2 separate regions of the Mus musculus genome follow, and region 1 is linked to region 2. A link is a loop called in an ENCODE intact Hi-C map of the cell type or tissue named here. Cell type or tissue: gastrocnemius. All regions are shown on one strand. Links, peaks and the distances in the headings refer to the core of each region. The heading gives the core; the rest is flanking DNA. Region 1 holds the start of Abo (ABO blood group (transferase A, alpha 1-3-N-acetylgalactosaminyltransferase, transferase B, alpha 1-3-galactosyltransferase)). Region 2 holds the start of Lcn4 (lipocalin 4).

What was found. A loop is a pair of places that touch in the nucleus more often than their neighbours do. Peaks named below come from ENCODE experiments on the same cell type or tissue, not always from the same donor. Only the 100,000 strongest peaks of a DNase experiment are listed, where the experiment ranks them.
Region 1: a loop joins it to region 2, with 2.8 times the contacts of the local background. A loop is called at or near these places in 2 of 42 quality-filtered maps.

What each region holds. Positions count from the first base shown.
Region 1 is chr2:26,859,112-26,871,135 of GRCm38, reverse strand. It overlaps Abo (ABO blood group (transferase A, alpha 1-3-N-acetylgalactosaminyltransferase, transferase B, alpha 1-3-galactosyltransferase)), which reads left to right and starts at 6,141. Exons shown (of 6, transcript NM_030718.5): 1 at 6,141-6,265. The coding sequence starts at 6,253. In gastrocnemius, for the core only: no CTCF peak of the experiment used is centred there; no DNase peak of the experiment used is centred there.
Region 2 is chr2:26,668,028-26,680,051 of GRCm38, reverse strand. It overlaps Lcn4 (lipocalin 4), which reads left to right and starts at 8,770. Exons shown (of 7, transcript NM_010695.1): 1 at 8,770-8,877; 2 at 9,320-9,450; 3 at 9,686-9,756; 4 at 10,596-10,706; 5 at 11,386-11,487; 6 at 11,689-11,715. The coding sequence starts at 8,785. In gastrocnemius, for the core only: no CTCF peak of the experiment used is centred there; no DNase peak of the experiment used is centred there.

The sequences.
Region 1 (12,024 bases), core at 4,079-9,078, 190 kb before region 2:
CTCCATTACTCCAGCATGGCGGGTCCCGATGAGAAGAGGCAGTACATGGTTTTAAGGCGTTTATTGTAAAAAGGCAGAGAGAGGAAGAAAAGTAGAGGTTAGGGCGGCCATGGCCACATGAAGAGAACGGGGAAGGGAGGGGGGAAAGGGGGAGCAAGAGAGGCAGGAGCAAGAGAGTAAGAGGTAAGAGAGGGAGGAACCCGGCCTACCTGGCTGTTGCCTGGTAATTGTGGGGAGGACCATACTTGACTGTTGCCAGGTAACTGTGGGGGTGGAGTCTAGACGGAGTACCAGGGGTGTGAGGTGCTGTGGGAGGCTGTAGCCAGGGGCCCATGAGGCATGGCTGAACACCTGCCATCCCATGCAGGTGGAAGTCACTGCCACCAGATCACTGGGGTTCAAGGCCTGTGCTCGATGGGGACCAGGCTATCTGCACAGCTCACAAACCCGCACTTCAAATCCTAAGAGTCAGCAAGAATGAAGAACCTAGATCCTCCCAAGGCAATGAAAGACTAACATTAAGGAAGAATGAAGACAATGCTGTCACTCTTTCATCCAGTGTCATAGAACTCTGTCCTCTGTGTATGACAGCTGTCATCGTCATCAGAGCAGCTGTGATTTTTGTAAGAGAATCCCAGGATCAGGCTGATGTTCCTTTATGGAAAGAAGGGGTGGGATTTTTACCTGAAATTTTGTCCGTGCCTCCCACACCTCCTATATAATTCTACCATAGGAGCAGGTGGTATTTGCTGTTTGGCAGTTTACTTTGAATTGAACAACTCCCTCTGGGAGGTTGTAATAAGCTCAGGAGATAAACAAGGTCATAAGTCTGGGAAATGGAAACTTAGAAGATTCTGGAAGTCTCCTCCCTAGCTTTATAAAGGAATAAACAGGTGTTTTTAGGAGGCTCTCTGAGCAGCCAATCCATAGAGAGAGGACATTATTAGAATGAAGAGATGCCTGAAGCTGTGCAGGGAGCATCAAGACTGCAGCTTTCTTGAGTTGTCACTGATGTCGGGATAGGCTTTTTGGTGGTGTGACTGGTTTTGAGTCTTCCCTGCTCATGTATAGATAACTCCTCATCTACACTCAGATAACTGGCTTCAGGCACTTCGTCAGTAGGAGAGTCTCTTCCTCCTCCTCCTCCTCTTCCTCCTCCTCCTCCTGCTGCTGCTGCTGCTGTTAATGCACCCCCAGATGATCTTATGACAATGTATCTCCATGTGTTTGCCTTGTTAGTAATTCTAATAAAAAGATGCTTGCTCATTGTGGCTTCCTCAGCCTGTCTTCCTGTACAACACAGGACACATACCTACTGATGGCATCTATTTCAATATCTATTTTTGATGAAGAAAATACCTTACAGCCTTGCTTATGGGCAGTATGGTGGAGGCATCTTCTCAATTGAGGTTCCCTCTTCTCCAATGATTCCAGATTGAGTCAAGTTGCCCAAAAGTAACCAGTGCACTCACAGAAAGAAAAGAGCTCTCTTGTAGGACAATTTCCTCCAAATGGAAACATTTCCTCCAGGAGGGAGGGGGAGGAGGCTCCTGAGACTCAGAATAAAAGGGAGCCTCTCCTCATGGTCATAGGAGCAAAAGACTACATACAGCTAAGGGAGTGAACTTTGAGCTCTTGAGCTTCAAGGAGGACATTCTAGAAGCTTTGAGCTGCCTTCAGTCTATGCAGACAGCTCCAGGGTCGCACTCTTTGCCTGTATTGGTTAATTTTACCATGATGCAGCTGCCTTTGAGCCTTTCCTGCTCTTTTGTGTAACCCCTCAGCTACTCTCCTGGTTGGTAATGCCAATAAAATCTCATTGGTTCATGAAGTGGGACTTGGGTGCAATTGTTCCTTTGGTCTGACAGCTCCCTGACTATGGTGAATTGATTTATTTGGCTTACACCTCATAATTAAGGGAAGCCAATGTAGGGACCTTAGGCAGAAGCTGAAGCAGTGGGGCAGTGACCATAGATGAATGCTGCTTACTGGCTTGTTAGCTTGCCCAGGCACTTTTATTATATGTCCCAGGCCCACCTGCCTAGGGACGACACCATCCACATTAGTCTGCGTCCTCTCACATCACTCAGCCGTCAAGAACTGTCCTCAGACATGCCCATAGGTCAATCGATGAAGCAGCTTCCTCAGTTGAGGTTCTCTCTAGCCAGGCAGATCTAGGTTTGTATGAAGTTGACAAAACTTACTACAGAAACCTCCAAATGAAAAGAAAATTTGATACATTTTAGAAGTATCTAGGTTGTGCTGAATTTGGATTTTAAAGTTTGGTCTCAAGGCTGGAGACTCAATCAGCAGTGATGATCACATGTTGTTCCTGCAGAAGACCCAGGGTTTACTTTCCTGCACGTGGTAGGATACAACCATCTGTAACTCTAATTCTAGATTCTTTTCTGTGGACACCAGGTACATGAGCAGTGCTGAGATTACATGCAAACAAAACACCCGCACACATGAAATGTTTTAAAAGAGATTTTTAAAAAAATACAGTTTGGATTCACAGCTGAGCAACTTTATGAGGCCACACCCTCCCCTCCATCTCCTCACTTAACACCCTCTCCATCAATCTCCTTATATTGTTCATTCATATACCTGTGTTCTCCTATCCCCTTCCTTTTTTTTTTTTTTTTTTGTTTTTCGAGACAGGGTTTCTCTGTATAGCCCTGGCTGTCCTGGAGCTCACTTTGTAGACCAGGCTGGCCTCGAACTCAGAAATCCACCTGCCTCTGCCTCCCGAGTGCTGGGATTAAAGGCGTGCGCCACCACGCCCGGCACCTATCCCCTTCCTTAAGAACCCATCTCCCTATCAACCCTTCACTTTAACTAGAGTGTTACCGTGGGAAAGGTGAATCAGTTCGTCTTGACAGTGAGTACTCTGCTCTGGCCCCTGGTGCTCATTTATTAGGGTTTTAGGCTTTTAAAGTTCTCCCTAGGGGAATATGGCCTCATACATGATCTGGTTAGCACCTAGGTGGTCTTTGCTGCAGTCATTACGTCATTCTTAATCACTGTGTGTTTCCCTCCTGGGGTAAGTAGGCATACATGTGTTGTATCTTTTTAGAAAAAAAAAATCTTACACATGTGACTTTGTTCCCTAAATTCTTAGGGACCTTCACAGATAGTCACACATATAAAGAAATGGGTGGAGACAAGGCTCCGTGGTTAAGAGCTCTTAGTAATCTTGTAGAGGAGCTGAGTTTGGTTCCTAGAACCCAAGACTGATTGTAACTCCAACATTAGGGGATCTAACTCCTTTTGTTGACACCCATGAGGGCATTGTTCTCATGTACACAAACCTCTGTCCCTCTGTCTTTCTGTCTCTGTCTCTCTAACACACACACACACACACACACACACAATTCACAGAGGGCAGGGAGGGAGCTAGGTAAGTGGTCAACTGCATAGCAGCATTGGCTGCTCTTCCAGAGGACCTGGGTTGAATACCAAGCACTCCAGGGCAGTTCACAACTGACTATAATCCAATTCCAGGGGTCTGATGCCCTCTTCTGTTTTTTCCTGGCAATAGGCACGCACATGGTTCGTGGAAACACATGCTGGCAAAACACCAATACGTAAACACAGACAAACAATCAAACCCCTTAAAAGAAAAACAAGCAACCAAAATGAGGTAAAAATTTAATAGAAATCAGAAGTAATGAAAAATGGCTAGGGGTTGGAGAGTTGGTGCAGTGGTGGAGAGCAAGGGTTGCTCTTGTAGAGGACCCTGGATTTTATCTCCGAACCTACAAGCCTTCTGACCTCCTTGGGCATCTGGCATGGATGTTGTACATACTGTTGTGTGGTACTCACCAGAGTAGACTGCTCAGACATGGGTTTAGGGCAATAGAAAGACTTTATTAGCCAACAAGCAACTGCATTTAGTGTTCAGGATCCCCGTGTAACCCCAAGCCTTTCTCAGGGTGAGCTTTTAAACAGAGGAAAAACAACAACAACAACAACAACAACAACAACAACAAAAACCATGTTCTAGGTTGACATACTTCAGTTAACAAGAACAGCCAGAAGTATAACTAGAGAAACCAAAAAGCATGGTTAGTGCATTTAGAGACTCTCAGAACTATGGACTGCCCAGAATTCTGATGTCTGTATACACAATAAAGTTTTCAATCTGCGTCTATTAAAGGTTTAACAATATTTTGTCTGTGAAAGCCACGCTGTTGGACTCATTGCTAGGGAGAGTCCAAATCGGAGGATCAGTTTCTGTAGGAATTTCTTTAAAAGATTTTATTTATTATTATATCTAAGTACACTGTAGCTGTCTTCAGACACCCAGAAGAGGGCATCAGATCTCATTACGGGTAGTTGTGAGCCACCATGTTGTTGCTGGGATTTGAACTCAGGACCTTCAGAAGAGCAGTCAGTGCTCTTAACCGCTAAGCCATCTCTCCAGCCCCTCTGTACTGTTGTAGCTTCTATTTGAGCAGTTTCCGTTCATATGGGGAACACTTTTACTCATCTGGAAAAGGTAGCTATAAAACGTAGCAAGTGCTCATATCCTCCCCTGGTAGGCCACATCTTGCTGAAGACAGCGTTTCTAGAGACTGCTAGGATGTTTATTTCTTGTTTGGACCCCATTCTGGGTAACTGCATTTTGTTTTGGAGTTACTTGAGCACAAACCCAGCATGTGGCTGAGACACTGCACTATGCTATTCTGTCTTGGTCTAACATACCTTGGTCTGAGGAACTCAGTAAGTTTTGTGGACCCTAGATGAGTAGTCTGGTGAAGAAGGTCAGTTAGACCCCAGAGACCTGCCAGTGGTTTTTGGGAGATTGGCCATTCTCTCTGGTGCCCTCCATCAACCGGTGTGTATCTTCTTTACCATGGTCTCAGGCAGAACTGGGTCAGGATATGTCATCAGAATATTAATTAGCCCCACTGGTCCTAGGACCATTTATCATTTGTTAGGCAGACAGGTGAGCACCCTGGCAGTGGAGGACAGCAATTTGTAGGGAAAGCCAAATAGCCTGTAGGAGAGCCAAGAATCTTTTCCTTGTTTTTAATGTCCTTTTACCCAGCAGTGAGAATCTCTCTCTCTCTCTGCCTCTCTCTGTCTCTCTCTGTCTCTCTCTCTCAGTCTCTGTCTCTCTCTTTCTCTCTCTCCCTGTTCCCCTACCCCCACGTGTGTGCGCAAGCTCCATAGATCATGCAGTGTGCATGCCCAGTAGTAAAAGCACGACGACTGTTCATGTACATGGCGGTCGACTTTACTTTTCCTCATCTAAAAGCTTGGGGCAGATCAATCAGTTCTTAGCCTTTTTTTTTTTTTTAAAGATTTTATTTATTATATGTAAGTACACTGTAGCTGTCTTCAGATCTCATTATGGGTGGTTGTGAGCCACCATGTGGTTACTGGGATTTGAACTCAGGACCTCCAGAAGATCAGTCAGTGCTCTTAACTGCTGAGCCATCTCACCAGTCCCAGTTCTTAGCCTTTTGATTGATAGAAAAAATCATGTGTTAGGCTAATACATTAACACTTTTTTGTTGTTACAAAGATATTAGTTCAGACAGAGAGGTGGATAAATAATGGCTATTAAGGAAGGTGACATTAGCCCAAGGTAAACTGTAATTAGACTGGTATGGCGACAGTCTTACTTCTCCATCATTAGTCAGTTAGCCTTGTAGAAGGTACTTGGAAGGTTTAGCTTCTTTCGAGGGAACTTTGGTTCACATGACGTTTTTCTAGATTAAGTTGACAAGATTGAGAGATGGAGACAAGATCTATGTGAGTTTAAGGACAGCATGATTTACATAGTCAAGTTTAGGCCAGCCTTGGGATACATGACATCTTGCAGAGAGGTACAGAAATAAAGAGATGGCGTGAGAGAAAAGACTGGAAAAGATGAGGGGGAGGAAGAGGAAAGGCAGAGGAAGGAGAGGGGGGAGGGAGAGAGAGGAGGGAGAGACAAAGCAAGCTGAAGAAGACAGTGGGACAGACTTGAGGACCATAGCAAAGTCAGGTTAGAGCATGACAGCAGAGGAGAATCACCCACAGTCCCTGTGATGTGACCTGTGGTTGGAGATACCTGTCTGAGGACACTTGGTTCCTGTACACACGCCTGGGCAAATCAGAAGTCTGCCAGAGTTCTTCCCCGCCCACAGGTGTTCAGAGCTGTGTATTATCTCCCCTGGGGGTGAGTTCTCCTGTGTGCCTGAGACCTGGCCTGTGCCTAACAGCTTGCTGCACAGACACTGAACCATCCTGGGTTCTGACATGAATCTCAGAGGTGAGCTGAGGAATAAGGGGCTGGCTGTGGGCACCCTCCATCGATTGTCTACCATCTGGACCGGGCTTCTTTGCTGCTGGGGTCAGAGGCTCAGATGGGGCAGGGCCAGGCAGGCTGGGCTGGGCTGGCAGGAGCCCCGAGTGTCCCTGGATCTGTGTTTGTGCATGAGTACTGTCAAAAGGTGGGTAAGTGGGGCCAGAGTCACAGTGGAAAATTCTGATCTGACTAGGCAAAGCTGCTGAGGGAGGGCACTGAATGTACGTGATCTGTCTGCCCTTTACTGGACATCCTCTTCCCCACACGCTAGCTATTCCAGAACACAGGTGGTGGTCAGTGGCTATGAATCAGGCCCTGCAGGAGCTCCTAGGAGTCCAGGCCACCTGTGGGGAGAAGGGGAAGGAGGCCAAGGGCAGGAGACTCCAGGTGGCTGAGTCCAGTAATCCTGCAGGGCTGGAGGGAAGGGGTGACTGGGAGGAAGGGTGGGGTTGGCTCCCCAGCCCTCACCTGGTCAAGCTAGGGTCAATTCAATAGCAAAGAAATATTCTTAGTACTACACAAAGAAACACACAAACAAAGCAAAATTAATCCTGGAAGAGAATTTCTTTTTGCCAAAAGTGTGTGCTACCTGTGAGGAATACAAGAGAGTACAAAGTCCACTTAGTTTCTATTCTAGTTTTAGTGGTGACTGTGCCTCACCCCATCCGTGGGCCCGGATCTTACAGACTGACACCATTGTCTAAATCCTAGTCAGCACAAAGGTGACCAGCAAGATTGACTCCCCAGGCATGAACACCGGAATATTGACCCTTGATGGCTCAAGACCCTCGACAGTGCAAACTCACTTTTCACTCTCCATCCTTTCTTCCTGTGGTAAAAATACATAAAACAAAATAACCATCTGAAACATTTTCCCCATAACAAAGAAGATAGAGTTTTCTTATTTATTTTTGTGTGTGATGTGTACATGTGAACATGTACACATTGGCATGCGCGAGGGGATCAGTGGGAACTCTGTGGAGGAGCTTTTCTTCTAACTCCTGGGTTCCCGAGCTCAGGCCCAGGTTGTCAAGCTTATGCAGGAAGGAAGGCTCTACCTACTATGCCATCTTATGGCCAATCTTAGCAATTTTAAGTAAAAAGTTCAGCATCTTTAAATACATTCATTTTAAGTAGGACTGCACAACTTTCTATTCTGGTGAATTTGGAGGGGGAGGAAGCTTGGTGCTACCCTCCAATACCTCAGGGAGGGGCACTGAGGCCTGACAAGTGCATTGGTCCAGTGTGGGATGGAGCAAGACTGTCATAATTTCTAGGCAGGGCCCAGTATGGTTCAGTTCTGGGATGGACGTTTGGATGAGGTTGAGGTTGGGTTAGAAAACAAGTTGCTTTCAAGTTTTTGGGTAGCAGGTGTGGGGTGGGGATGTGCTGTGGGGAAAAGGGAGCAAAGATAATGCAAAGAAGTGACCTGGGCAGGAAAATCAGGGGTGTATGGAAGACTGGAGGTCAATCTTGGTTGGTGGGTAAACTCTCAGAGGACAGAAGAGAAAAGTGGGTCAAAGCTGCCCAGGTGCCAGGGCAGCTGGTTTAGAGGCAGGTAGGGAGGATGGACAAATGGGAGAAAGGCTGGGGCTCTGGCGCTGGGCAGATTTTTCAGTATTTTTTTTCCTACAAAGGCAAGGCATGGGTGGGGTAGGGATATAGAGGAAATGTCACTTTTTTTAAAACCACAGAACAGGTTCATTATTGCTTTGCTCATGTGAGGAACTACTAGAATGGCAAGTGTAGCAAGGCAGAGGGAATGACCTAGCATTTCCTGAGCTGTAGCCCAGGTTAGTAAACAGTGTGAATAAGCCACTTCGAGGGAAAGAGGAAGGAGCCATAGAAACAACAAAAGAGGTGCGCTGTGGGTGTGGTAGACTCTTCTCCCTGGCTAATGATACAAGATCTATCCTGTAAAAGAGGATAATTGTGTTGGTTATGGGAGACCAAAAACATATAAAGAAGTAACTTGGGAGACACCCAAAGGACAATGACTTCTCATTTTTCATAACTGAATTGATCATTTACACCCTTTTCTTATGCAATATGAAATTAAATCAATATACACTGTAAAAGATCTTTGAGATCTCAATGACAAATTTATTCAGGGGTCAATTGTACCAGAGTGCCTGTAGCATATCCATGTGTGTTCAAAATATAAAGGTATACAGTTAAGTTGGAGTCAGCTTTTGTCATTTCAATATTTTGAAAAGCTTTCTTAATCATTACACAATGGCATGAGATTTAGTACTGAGGATATCCATAGAGGTTAAGTCAGAATCTCCATTAGCAACATCAAAAAAAGGGGAGTGGCCTTTAGCTGTGGAAATGTGTGAATATCACACGATAGCTTTTGAAAATTATTTCAGGTTTTAAAGGACGAGGTTTGAAGCTGTCCCTTTTGAGGGTATAGGTAGAGTACATGCATCCACAATATACATCAGCTATTGAAAGGGTGGTATTTATTTTCCTTTATTTTTCTGGTGTCATTTTGAGAAAAACCTTTTCAAAACATACTGGAAATCTTTGAACAGCGGGGTTTTCTTTTGTAAGTAAAAAGAATATTATCTATATAATATATAACATAAACTTGAAGATACTTTTGCTGCGAGGGCAATGAAACTTTGACCTTTGTTGGAGCTATTAATTACTCCCTGTGGAAGACATTTCTACTGATCTCCCTGTAGAGGTCGTGTATTGTTGAGAGAGCAGGCACAGAATGGTAAACATTTTTTATCCTGTTAGGCTAATGAATATTTTAAAAAAACCCATTCTTTTAAATCTCTCATAATAAGAGGCTAATCTGTAGGAGTGGGTGTTGGGGAGAAACAAACAAACAAACCTGGTTTCAAAGGACTCGTGTGCTGCATGCAAGTTATGTAGTAGCTATCATTTATGGTGAAAATAGGAGGATTCCAAGGAACGTTGAGGGTTCCCTATGTTCCATATCCAGTTCTTGCTATAGCAATATGTTCAGATGTTCCATGTCCTTCTTTTGTTGGCCACTGATCAACACAAACAGGAATCAGTCAACTGTGGTAGGGAGAAGCACACATCACTAGGGAACATTCCAATAAATTTGGAAATCCTAAACCAAACTGAGCATTTCAACCCAAAATCTCAAGGGGTAACACTATACTTTCTTTATTTCCCCCAGTCTTAGGGGCTTAGGTACCTTAATGCTATTAGAAAAGACAGTAACTTGTCTTTGAGACAACAAATCTCATACCTATATATCCTCAGGATATATCCCTGCCAGGATATATCCCTGCTTCAAACAGCTGTATAGATTCTGTATGTCCTTTATGACTTCTCTATTTTAGCATTCAGAACTCCTTGTTTTCACCCAGTGGAAGACCCAATATCAATACCATTACCAATACCAATCAAAGTGGAGGGCTGTGACAGAGTATGACATTTTTGTGGCACCAGTATCTGGTAAGACCAGACAAGGTTTCATCATTTACGTAAAGAATTAAAGAGGGTTGCTCCCTGGTAATGTGCCATGATCTGTTGTGGATTGGTTCTAATGCTATTTGTATTAATTCAGCTCCCAAAATCACACCTGCACGTCTGCCTGTAAGATGATGAGGGCTCCTGCCCCCATTGGCTCTAATTGGTAAATAAAGTGGCCAATGGCTTGGCAGGGAGACAGAGGTGGGACTTTAGGTTTCCTGGGCAAGGGAACACCAGGAAGGAGGAGGTTGGAGCGTCACCATTGCCGGGAAAAGAGAAGGATACTGCCTGAGAAATGTAGGGCAGAGAGACAGAGACACGGCCAACATGTAAGAGTGGAAATAGTGGCCCATGAGGGCTATAGGCCTGGCTCTGTGGTGGCCAATAGAATATAGATTTTAATAAGTGATAATTCAGGAATATCAGAGGGGTGAGTGTGTTAACTGTGGGGAGATTTAAAAGTGCCTAGCTACTGAGCAGTTTAAGGCATATTAAAATAGAAGGCTGTGTGTGTGTCTTTCATTTCTGAATCCAAAACATTTGGGCAGGTAGTGAGGCACTCATGTGTACCAGCTGGGAAGTTTAGAGTGGATTAACCTACTACTGCTTCAGTGACCACGTGACGTGGCACTTTTCACACCCTGGAATTCTTATTATGAACTTCTTCATCAACTACACCAGTGACAGCAGGAACCCCCATTAAATCTATACTATCTCCCCCCAAGTCATCCCACTGGGCTTGGGGAATAGGTCCTCAAAATTCTGTAGGCATTGCTTGTATGCCCACTGCACTTGTAAGAAACATATTTCCAGCTGCTGGCAGGTCTAATCCTGTATCCCCTGAGGTAGATGCTTGGAGAGATGAAACATTTCATTGTCCATTGTCTGTGCCCCTGACTTGTTGATAACTGTAGTTATTTCTGGGATCACAGGCATAGAAGAAAGGAGCTGCCAATCTTTATCAAACATGTTCTCTACTGATGAGCCAACACGTGCAGAACTGGCATATTAAAATTACCATTAGCCTGTCAGGGAGCCAAGGTATAGTCCTTCTGTGGGTGGCCTGGCTTCCCACATCTAAAGCAAATCAGCCCACCTGGTCTCAGTGCTTGTCAATAACAGACAAAATGCCTTTGTTGGCTGAGCAACCACCTGTTTTTTTTTTTTTTTAAGATTTATTTATTTATTTGATGTATATAAGTACACCATTGCTCTCTTCAGACATACTCATTACAGATGGTTTTGAGCCACCATGTGATTGCTGGGAATTGAATTCAGGACCTCTGTAAGAGCAGTCAGTGCTTTTAGCCCCAGCCCCCCGCCCCCTGTCTTTTTTCTTACTACCTTTGTAAGGCAACCAAAAAAGAATCTCAACAAAAGATTCTGAAAGGACCATTAACATTGAGGAAGGTCTGGGTAGGTTTCAGGCAATTTTTGTCATGTTCACACTGCAGCCACTAAAATAGGTCTCTTTCTCAGATGAGGCTCTTGACAAGTGGTGTTGGTGGCAGTGGCAGCCATAACACAGGCACACATACCGCAAGAAGCTAAGTGAGAAAAGTGTGCAGTGAGGCTTTTCCCTGGACCCTCTGTATTTGGGCCATGCCAGGAAGCTGTTGTCCACCCAGTTAATGCTTCCTGGAAATGCCTTCCCAGAGATGTGTCTTGGTTGATTCTAGGTTGATTTCTAGATCTCACCATGTTGACAGTTAAGTTTAACAGCCACAGAAGGGTTGGCAACTTTTTTTTTTGGTTTTTTGAGACAGGGTTTCTCTGTATAGTCCTGACTGTCCTGGAACTCACTTTGTAGATCAGGCTGGCCTCGAACTCAGAAATCTGCCTGCCTCTGCCTCCCAAGTGCTGGGATTAAAGGTGTGTGCTACCACACCCAGCAGGGTTGGCAGCTTTTATGTGGCTGGATTTTATGAATTCTTTGTGTACTTTGGATGATAGTCCATCAGATAATGTCTTTTGCAATCAGTTCATGGGCTGTCTTTTTGCTCTTTTGTTAGAGCAGAAAAATATAATTTTAAGGAAGGGTGGCTTTTAGTCGTTTCTTTCACATACCTGTCTTTGGTGTTGTATCTAAAGCATCATCATCAAAACTCTCATGGTTGGGCTGGTGAGATGGCTCAGTGGGTAAGAGCACCCGACTGCTCTTCCGAAGGTCCAGAGTTCAAATCCCAGCAACCACATGGTGGCTCACAACCATCCGTAACAAGATCTGACTCCCTCTTCTGGAGTGTTTGAAGACAGCTACAGTG
Region 2 (12,024 bases), core at 2,602-7,601:
CTTGTGGCTTTTAGAATCTCTATGGAGAAGACTGTTGTAATTCTGATAGGTCTGCCTTTATATGTTTCTTGACCATTTCTCCTTACCACTTTCAATATTCTTTCTTTGTTCCATGCATTTGGTGTTTTGACTATTATGTGGTGGGAGAAATTTCTTTTCTGGTCTATTCTATTTGGCATCTGTAGGCTTCTTGTATGTTTATGGGTATCTCTTTCCTTAGGTTAGGGAAGTTTTCTTCTATAATTTTGTTGAAGATGTTTATTGGCCCTTTGATTTGGGAATCTTTGTTCCCTTCTATACTTAGTATTCTTAGGTTTGGTCTTTCCATTGTGTCTTGAATTTCCTGGATGTTTTGGTTTAGGAGATTTTTGCATTTTCCATTTTTTGACTGTTTTTCTCAATGCTTTCTATGGTATCTTCTATCTCTTGTATTCTGTTGGTGATGTTTGCATCTATGACTCCTGATTTTTATCTCTAGGGTTGTCTCCTTTTGTGATTTCTTTACTGTTTCTGTTTCCATTTTTATATCTTGGATGGTTTTGTTCAATTCTGTCACCTGTTTGGCTGTGCTTTCCTGTATTTCTTTAAGGGATTCATGTGTTTCCTTTTTAAGGCTTCTCCCTGTTTACCTGTGTTCTCTTGTATTTCTTTAAGGGAGTTATTTATGTCCTTCTTAAAGTCTTCTATCATCATCATGAGATATGATCATAAATCATAATCTTGTTTTTCAGGTGTGTTGGCCTATCCAGGGCTTGCTGTGGTGGGATAAGTAGGTTCTGATGATGCCAAGTAGTATTTATTTCTGTTGCATGTATTCTTCTGCTTGCCTCTCACCATCTGGTTATGTCTGGTATTAACTGGCTGTCTCTGACTCAACATTGTCCCATATGTGATCTTGGGTGTATCAACACTCCTGGGGGACAATCTTTTTCTGTTTGTGATTGGGGTATGTTGGGCTGTAGCACAGGGTCTGCTTCTGGGCACATATCTATCCTCAATTTCTTATCTGCTTCTTTATAACAAATTTCCAGTGGGCCCGTATGACTCTTTTATTGTATTGGGTCAATTGGGTGTGCAGTCTTGTGCTTCCTCAGAGTCTAGGAAAGGAAAGAGAGATGGAGAGCTGGGAAAGTATCACAAGAAGATCCTGAATGCTCCAGGTTCTCCTGGTGCTGTTCCTGGATGAAGTCAGGAGGGTCTTGGAGGCAGAATGAGGAGTGGACTGAGTAGTCACACAGAAGAAGAAGTTGTGTTTGAAAGCATAGATTGCATTACTCTGCTATTGGGGATAAGACAGCTAACCCATCTCTAGGACTCAGACTGAAGCATGAGCACTTGAATCAGCTTTTACTTGATAAAGTACTTCATTAGAGGCATGCAACAGTGAGCAAACATGCACAACTCAGTCTTGGGGTACACCTTTTTTAAAACCCAAGGAGATGTGTGCTCCCATTTGGCAAACTCATGTGTCTGGAATCTGGTGGTTATGATACAATCCGACATGTTTTAGTTTCATTGTTGATTGTCACACAGAAATCTCTTAACAGTTTGTGTCTCAACTCTGCTGGTAGATAAAGGATGTTAACTGTGCAAACAAGATTATTTCCTGTCATTTATTCGTTATGGCTACATAATGGCTTAATGTAGGTCAAGTTAGTTACTATAAAATGGATTGATTCTTGTCTAGGCCAATTGTAAAAGTTAATGTTCCCTGCAACATGGAGGAACTTGGAGCTTTCCTGCCTATTGTCCACAAATGAACCTTGAGCTGACTTGAAATTTCTACCAGAAAACTCATTCTATAACTGTCCAGTTAATCCTCACTCAAACATTAACAGTACAAGCTACATTCTTTACCATGTTTCAGCATGAGAGGTACTGATTTCATCCTCACTGCACTCTGAAATTCCATGAGCTTGAACTTTCCCGTCAGCATCCCCAAAGGAATACACTTGAGATCCTCATACAGCTCTTGTAGTACTTCTTTCATCTGCAGCTGAAATACCTTCCTAATATCCAACAAAACAGCTCTAAGGCCTGAGACCCATATTCTCTGGCTTCTTGCTGTAGTGACTCCACTTGGCAGAACCATTTTCTTTTTTTTTTTTTTCCATTTTTTATTAGGTATTTAGCTCATTTACATTTCCAATGCTATACCAAAAGTCCCCCATACCTACCCACCCCCACTCCCCTACCCACCCACACCCCCTTTTTGGCCCTGGCGTTCCCCTGTACTGGGGCATATAAAGTTTGCATGTCCAATGGGCCTCTCTTTCCAGTGATGGCCGACTAGGCCATCTTTTGATATATATGCAGCTAGAGTCAAGAGCTCCGGGGTACTGGTTAGTTCATAATGTTGTTCCACCTATAGGGTTGCAGATCCCTTTAGCTCCTTGGCTACTTTCTCTAGCTCCTCCATTGGGAGCCCTGTGATCCATCCATTAGCTGACTGTGAGCATCCACTTCTGTGTTTGCTAGGCCCCGGCATAGGCTCACAAGAGACAGCTACATCTGGGTCCTTTCGATAAAATCTTGCTAGTGTATGCAATGGTGTCAGCGTTTGGATGCTGATTATGGGGTGGATCCCTGGATATGGCAGTCTCTAGATGGTGCATCCTTTCATCTCAGCTCCAAACTTTGTCTCTGTAACTCCTTCCATGGGTGTTTTGTTCCCATTTCTAAGAAAGGGTGAAGTGTCCACACTTTGGTCTTCGTTCTTCTTGAGTTTCATGCGTTTAGCAAATTGTATCTTATATCTTGGGCAGAACCATTTTCTTCTGTCAGTTTCCTTCATTAGAAGTGTGACACGATACAAATCATAAACAATACATTGGAGGAATTATAGAATCTGGATCATATATCAGATGATATGGTTCTTAATGTAAGCTGACATAAGTGAATCAGCTCTGACTGTGGGTACTGGAGATTGACACCATCAGGCGGATCAGGATGTAGAGTTCTGTGGCAGACCTAGAGATGTATTCCTCTGGTATTCATCACCTTTCACTGTGGCCACTGGCAAATGTTCTAGTATTCTCGACACAGTGACTTCAGCTTAGGTCCTAGAAGACACAAGAGCAAACTTGATCTCCTGCTTGCAATGAGAACCACTCATTTCCTAAGACTTGATTTTCCTTCTACATTTGTAATGGAGAATTGCTTTTCCATACTATCACTCTGAGTGTCCTATAGGTCATTCTCTGGTTGGAGACTCACAATCTGTGAGGTTGCATTAAACATTTGTGGTGAATATAGAGCTGAACAGAGCAGACATCGTTAGCCTGCCTTGTGATGGTAGAGATTGAATTGTTCCTCATTTCCGCTAACTTTCATGTCAGGATGTCCGTGTAAGATATGACCACAGAGGTACTCTTTAGAGATCTCTGTCTCTTTCTTGTGCAAATAGAGTCCTGCACGTGATCTGAGAGCCCCAGTGTATAGAGCAAACTCTGCAGAGCAGATTCAGAAACCAGGAGCTGCTACCTTCCGCACTTGAATGCAGAACTTCTTTTGCCAAGAGTGGTCCGATCCCAGTGTCCAGACTCCCCCCGTGACTTCTTTCAATAAAGCTGGTTCCTATTCTGGGCACATGTGAGACAATCTAATGGGTCCCAGCTTTGTGTTAATTAGGTGAAGGCAGATGATCCTAGCTTAGCACAATCTTAGAGAAGGAAAGAGGTATTTTGTTACTCACAGGTCTCCATAGAGAAGCATCTCAGGACATCAAATGTCACAGCACACTGCAAGCTGAGCATGTGTAGTGTGCGCCGTGTCACTGTACCTTCACAAGTTTGCCTTAGTCTTTCAACTGTGTTCACTTCAGCAAAACATGTTTGCTCCAGTAAAACACCATCCAACACAAGTGACTTTCCAAAGAATCCTTAAGTGTCCACTTCAGAGTCCCCTCTTCAGTTGACACTCTCTATTCTATAGCATGTTATGGGCCCAGAAGTCTGTAGGCAGCCTAGGCAGAAGTTCATATAATATTTGTGGAGGGATGGCAGTACCTGCCTCCTGTCTCAGCTTCAGATTTAATGACATCTCCACCTCTTCCTGGGTAGGGGAATGGGCACATGGTATAATATTGTGAGAAAAGTACAAATTAGAACCAAACAATTCACATATATAACTGAATATACCATGACTACACTCATTACCCTGTGTGCTAACTTTAAAATTTGGGAAAATAAGTACAAAATAATACAGTTAAAGTCACATCCTCACTGTGTTAAAACATCCACCTCTCATTTCACTCACAGTAAGCATAAAGTCCTTAGATTGGCCCACAGCTTATTGCTGTTTCTTCTATCCTTTCTCTACCTGGTATATGGCACCTTCCTCTCCCTTCCCTCCCCTCCAGTCTGTTTTTGGCTCAGCCAGGATCATTTTAGCTCTTCCAGTCTCTACTGAATGTTCGTCCCTTCTAAAGTCCTCTGCTTCTTCATCTTTTTTTGGTTCATTTCCTTCACTTCCTTCAATTTTATTTCAATGCCCCCTTTGTGTAGCTGTCTTGGGCATTAACATTGAACCTCCCAATTCTTTGTTCACTTAGTTGTTCCCCAAATGGTTCCGCTTTGGACTTCCTAAGGCTTGTGCCACACTTGTAATAATATATAATTAAGAAATCATGAATGGAACACACAGTAGATTGAGGAGGGACAGTGAATACAATGAACAGTGAACAAAACAGGTGTAAGGAGAGCTAGAGCCACTAACAGACAGTTACAGGAAGTCAGTCATTTTGTTGTGATTTCACTTCTACTTTGCTGCTTCCAACATGGTGTTCAAGTGTTACACCCTGGGGTCTTGGCCAAGTCACATGTCAATTTTGGTTTTGTTTTAAGATTGGTTGGATCCTCCTACAGAGACAATTACACCATCCCTACATAGAATCTTTTTTCTTCCTACACATCTGTGTCTTTGATTCTCTTTTCCACTGTCACTGATCCAGTTTAAAAGACTTCTCTGTCTTTGCCCTCTATAGAACAGATACCTCATTTTATAGGCTCAGGCCAGCCTCCTTCTCATACCTAATATCATTGGGAGTGATTATATATGGTAGTGGTATCTTCAAGGTCTTGACGTCTTCATTGCAACTGAAACTACACTGCAACCAATGGCCTCTAACCTCTATTCAGGTGTTCCAAACTTGAAATATAATGCGAAGTCTCAGATTCTCTCCATGACTTCTTCTTCATCCCTTCAAAACCAGAACTATGTTGAGAACTAGAGAGATTGCTCAGTGGTTAAGGACACTTGATTCCCCCAATGGCTTTTCCAGGCCAATGTTCCAATGCTACCACAATCCACCACAACATACATTGTTAGCTGTGTTATAGCAATTTCCTTCTCCTGGAGGGATAAGTGTCCTGATGGATTTGCATTGTCATGGCAGGGAGGTTGGCAGCAGGTCCACCATGGTGGCAGAAAGGAAATAGAACTCATATCACAAACCACAACAGAAAGCATAGCTAGCAAATTCTAAATGTCACGTGGCTTTTAAAATTGGAAGGGACAGGAGAGAAGTACAGAGGGTCAAGAAATTGAATGGAAATATGTAGCGGTGGGGGATGGGGAACAGGGGATAGCCACTAGAAAGTCCCAGACTCCAGGGAAGCAAGAGGCTCCCAGGACCCAATGGGGATGACTTTAGCTGAAATATTTAACAAAGGGGAGACAGAACTTGTAGAGACCTCCAGTGGATAGGTGTGGCCACCAGTTGAGGGATAGGGCCACAAACCCGTCTCAAAATTTTTAACCCACTGGGGATCCATCCCATATACAATCACCAAACCCAGACACTATTGCATATTGCAGAAAGATTTTGCTGACATGACACTGTTATAGCTATCTCTTGTGAGGCCATGCCCATGCCTGGCAAATACAGAAGTGGATGCTCACAGTTGTATATTGGATGGAGCACAGGGCTCCTAATGAAGGAGCTAGAGAAAGTACCCAAGGAGCTAAAGGGATCTGCAACCCTATAGGAGGAACAACAATATGAACTAACCAGTACCCCCCAGAGCTATGTCTCTAGTTGAATATGTAGCAGAGGATGGCCTAGTCAGCCATCAATGGGAGGAGAGGCCCTTGGGTCTTGCAAATATCATATGCCCCAGTACAGGGGAATGCCAGAACCAGGAAGCTGGAGTGCGTGAGTTGGGGAACAGGGAGAGGGGAGGGTATAGGGGACTTTCAGGATAGCATTTGAAATGTAAATGAAGAAAATATCTAATAAAAAAAAGAAAAGAAAAGACAAGACAGGGATAAAAATGGAACAGAGTCTAAAGGAAAGGCCATCCAGAGTCTGCTCCACATGGGCTCCATCCCATCTGCAGACACCAAACCCTGACACTATTGCTGATGCCAAGAAACAAATGCTGACAGGAACCTAGTATGGCTGTTCCCTGAGAGGTTATACCAGCACCTGGTGAATATGGCTATGGATACAGCCAACCATCAAACTGAGCACAGGGACCCCAATGAAAGAGCTAGGAGAAGGACTAAAGTTTCTGAAGGGGTTTGCAACCCAACAGGAAGAACAATATTAACTAACCAGACTACCCAGAGCTCCCAGAAACTAAACAACCAACCAAAGAGTATATATGAAGAGATCCATGGCTCCAGATACATATGTAGCAGAGGGTGGTCTCATCTGGCATTATGAGGAGGGGAGGCCATACCACTTTCACCTACACAAAGAGACAAAGAGCACCACAGACTTGGGGCCAAGTGCCCAAGTATCAGAGCCCATGAAGGTCATTGTTGCTCAAACTTCTGTATACAATTAAAAACAAAGTCCAGTAAAATAAAGACATGAAGATGCAAAGATCATGAAAACCATGCCATCCAGAAAATGAACACCATGGGAGGTTGATTCAGTCTGCCTCAAAGAGAAATCTAGGAAAGATAGAACCTGATAACTGTATTTTTTTTACTCCCAAGAACATCTACTCTCTGAGGTCTCCACATCATGCCCTGCCTCAGTCACATTGGACTGACTGCAAGCCCTTCCTCAACATGGATTCTTTCATCACTTTTCCTTTTGGATCTCTGAATACACTTGGCAGAAATCAGCTCCCTGAAACACAGAGTAGGACTGATGGGTGATAGGAATACAGAGGCTTCTCATCAGACTGTACATGAGAGTCATGATTTGTCAATAACCTATGGCTATTCTTTCCCACTGGTTTTGGAGGGGGAATTGGGGGGATGGAGTTAGGATGGAATTACATAGAGCACTGGTGTAAATGCTTTTATCAGTGATCCACACACTGGTATATATGTTATTTAATTTCAATCAACAAAGCAACAAACAGAAAGGTCTTTGTCATTCCAGACATGGAGACTCCACCTTCTCATTATTCTTTGCTTCTAAAGAGCACAGGCTCCGCCCTTTCTCCTTTTGAGATGATAGACTTCTTGCTCAGTAGCACCTTGCATCCTGGTGTCAAAACCTAGGTCATATGAGCTTGTCAGCAAGAGCCAAGACTTATCAGAGATTGCTCATTAATATTGTTTATTATGTGGAGCTGTTGATCTTGGGTCCACAAAGGCACAAAGACACTATTGTAGGTCCAGCACCTATCTCCAGAGCCTGGACCAGTTGTGTCTGAGATCAAGACATTGAGGGCCAAGAAATGCAGATTGAGGAGGAAGGAGGCAGAGTTCCTGTTGGGGAGGGAGCTGGCCTGAGTCAGTAGAGAGGGCAGACAAGGCAGCTCATCCATGAAGTCTGGATACAGGAGGGCTCTGGCCTCCTTGTGTCCATCTTGGTCTTTTTATTAAAAAGAATGAGACTTGTGATCACCTTGTTGGGCTGTCAGTTTTCAGACATATGTGAGGGTAAACCTAGGTCATTCAGTATAGAAGAGAGCTCAATTATGCATAATATGCTGGGGCTCTATCAGTTCCTAAAGGAGGTCCTCAGAAGCCCAACAGAGCAAAGGCTCCAATATCCTTTGACAAATTGATATCCCAGAGTTCACAGACTCTTACATGTCTCTTAGTGAACACACAATCATTATTCCCTGAATCGTGGCTAGAGCTTTTCCAATATCAGGATAAAACTGTGACACATAGGCATCATGGCCCTTCTCCTCAAGAACCTAAAATGTAGCAGAGGAGGTACCTTTTGGGTAGAGCTAAAGAAGTGAGACACCTGAGAATAACAAGTGCTCTAAGAGACCACTGGCAGCCCTGGCTGCATAATGCAGCAGTTCAGGTGACCGTTGGCCTGAGTGTGGCTTGGAGCCTCTTAGAGGTGCTACTTCAGTTGACCCCAAGCCATTTCACAATGACCATATACATGTCTATTTTGGGCCTTCTAGACATGAGAAATAGTGATTTGGGATCCCAAAACAGAGTGTGGGCTGTGGAAATCAGCAGGACTATGCATGGTGGAGAAGCCAAGTCCCTTCTTGAGTGGCAGAGAAGGTGGCTGGGGAAACTAAGACTGTGTTAAGGGCTGATGATGGTGAGTGGATAAAGGCAGCCCTCCTTTTCTGGTCCACAATGCAGACTGTGTTCCCACCCCAAACCTGAATCGTTCAATCTCTCTGGACTCCTTCACGAGATGGCGATGACTTTGAAGATCTTTTGTCTTGAGGTGGCAATGAATGACCAAGAAGTCCTAAAAACAACAATATTCACCCCTATGACAAATGGCCAAGAGGGGTGTGGCCAGTGTCATTTTTGTCCATAAAGGGCATCCTCTGAGGAGCCAACACAGTGTCATTGTGTCATGCTTGCTGCCTGCTTTGTCTGAGAGCACACAACCTGACCATGAAGAGCCTGCTCCTGACTGTCACACTGTCTAGTCTAGTGGCAACTCTACAGACCTATGATGACCTTCCCTTCATCTCAGAAGAAGATAAAGTGAGGCATGGAGGGGTGGCAAACAGGTGCACGTGGAAGGTTTGACTGTTGGACAATGCCTGAGTACCAGAGCTAGTAATCCTGAGGGTTTCAGTCCTCTGAGTCTGAGCAGAGAATGCTCTTCTCCAGCATACAGGGCCTCCTGGTCCTCAGACTTGGACCAGGGAAAGGTTCATGAACAGTGACATCCAGAACCATAAAGTGTCACTTGAAAAGACCTCTGTGTGTTTGTTCCTGGAATCCTAACTGTTTTTAGCCTTTGGAGACAGTCAGATTCCATTTAAACTGGACAACCATATGTAATTCTAATCTAATTGTATGAAGCATGGTGTTGGACCTCAACAACTCAGGGGAACATTTTATGCTTAGGGATATATGTACAGGCAAACTAATTAAGACTTGGGTATGAGAAAGTGTGGGCTTAGGACTCTGTCTACTCCAGCTCTCAGGTGTCTGGTTCATAAAGGCCACAGTGAGTCAAAGAAGAGAAGTGGAGGGGGAGACTCTGGTTGCATTTCCTATTAAATTTACATGCCCAGAAGAAGGAACCTTGGAGCTCAGGCACACTCTCGCGTGAGTATCCCACACGGATCTTTTCATCTTTCTTGCCTCTCCTCTGTATTTTGGATATTGATGACAGAAAAGCCCATTCCTTCGAGGGGCTATAGTCTTCACATGCTGAAATTTAGGAGGGTGCAATATGGGATTTCAGAGGGCATTGTGCTAAGGCCGAGGAACCAGGTGTACAACCAGAATGGAGCACAGGTGTATTCAGAAAGAGGCTGCACATCACTTTCCTGTTTTCCAGATCTAAGGGAGAGTGCATTAATGTAGGAATTCGTTTGCAGAGAACAGAGGAGCCTGGTCAATACAGTGCCTGTGAGTCCATGTTTCATTTTCTCATCCTTTTCTTGTCATAAACCTCTCTAATCAATACTGCTTAAGGGGGGGTGGGTTTTATTTAGCTCCCAGTTCAAGGCACAGTCCACAGTGGTGGAATATTCCAGGCAGCTGGAGCAGGAAGTATCTATTCATATTACACAATAGTCAGAAGCGATTAGTGAATCCATTCCTGCTAGTGCTCAGATCGTTTTCAGAATTTTACGAAGTCCATTGTCTGCTGCCCACACAATGTTCCTGCCCACAATTAAGATGAATCTTATACAATAAATTAACATAATCAATATTATACACACTATTATAGTCAACTGAATAATTCCAATGTGATTCTAGATTATGTGGATTTATTAGTCAACATTGGACCCCTGGATGCAGGTGACTATAGGTTGCAAGGCAAGATGCTTGGTTGTAGTGCTCCTGGCCTGCTTACTTTTCAGGAAGGTCTACCCTTTAACTCCCAGGTGTTTTCAGAAATCAGTTAAGCTCATAGAAGAGACCATGCTTCCCTCTAGATACTACTGTCTACTGCCCAATATGGATTCTGAAGCTTAGAATTTAGGAAACAGGCCAGGGTAGCTGCTAAAGGGCTAGTCAGCCACAGCCTTCATCTTCCCTGACACCTAATGTCATGTCTTCATAGCTGGGGATAACAGCTTTCCATGAGGAACCTCTGTATTGTGATGATATCATAGAAAGTCTTGGAGCTGGCTATATGGTTGCTCATGGGTTATTGTTGAAACCTTCTAGATTGTTCTCAGTGTGGGATGAATGTTCTCTTTTAAAAAGACACTACAGATCTATTTCTCTTTAATCTGCAGTTTGGGGCCATACTCTCTTCTATATATATGATCTTCCAGTGAAGGACCACTACATCATATACTGTGAAAGCCATCCGTTTCAGAAAATATCCCAATTTGGATATCTCATAGGTGAGGAACATCAGAGATCAAACCTGCCCATGTTCTCCATGATCATTAGCTATTTGAATGCTCAGCAACTACATCCAGGCACTGGGAAGTCTAAATCCTCTGCCGTGTCCTTTCGCAAGTGTGGATAAGGTGCCATGTGATCACTATAAATGCTTTGAAATGGTAAGCCATGGTCTGTGCAGAATTTCCAGTGCCATGATCAGATGTGACCTTGAGCACTGAGTAATAGGACAGAATTTTTATTGGTTTACTCAATATCTTGTCTTGAAGGTCTCAGGTTTTGTGGCAGGAAGTTCTCATTGAAGGGCTGTGTCTTAACAGAAACCTTTTATGGGCAATGCTGCCCTCATTCCAGGGACAGGAAACAGACTAATTTACCTTGAAACACAGTTTCCTGTTGGTTAGACTGTAACATTTCTTGGGTGCTTAGGATATCACCTATAGGTGTGGTCATAACTGTGTGACCCTATATGTCAGTTATACCCACTTCCTGTTGACAAGCTCCCCAACCACCATCCATTTTGTACCTCCACATTCACTCTAAAGTCTCCTTCCCCTTGTTCCCATATGCTTCAGGTTGAAAACTCTGGTTCTATGAAGTCTTCTCGTCTTTATGTCAGTGGACTCTAATAGGGCTCTGTAGTCATACTCTTTCTGCTTATCTGGCCTCTGTTCACAGGAAAGTATCCGGAAGAAAACCAGGATACCTTGGAAGTATTTAAGGAATTCATACAGCATAAAGGATTTCTCCAAGAAAAAATCGGTGTGCCTGAACAGAGGGGTAAGAGGATGCTCTGTTTAACTTCTCCTCACGGCCCCTTATTTCCCCCATGGTACAGGGAATCTTGTGTAACCATGTGTCTTCCTTTACAAGCAGGATATTTTTTGTGATCTTAGTCATTGAGCCATCCAAGCTGCAGGTGCAGTCTGGGTCTTCAACCTGGACACTCTTCTATTTGATTTTTTTTCCTTGCTTTTACAGATCGGTGTATTCCCATACATGACAGTGGTAAGTGACCCTCTGAAGAAACCCTGAGAGAACTCAGATTCCTCTGTTCCATGGTGGATGTTTTTATCTGTTGTTGACCCATCTCTCAACATCCCACTCAGGAAGGAATGTGCTTAGCCAGGAAGCAGTGACCACTCCAGGAGGAGTCCTCAAGTGGAATTCTTGGATACTTGGGAATTCCATCATTCATTTTCCTTGAGTTCTGCCTTTGCAGTGGTCTATTTTCATGCCTTAGGTACCCACAAAGCTGATTAGAGATCTAAAATGTCAAGGAAGTTAGGATACTTCTGTGGCCCATGTATTCTCAGG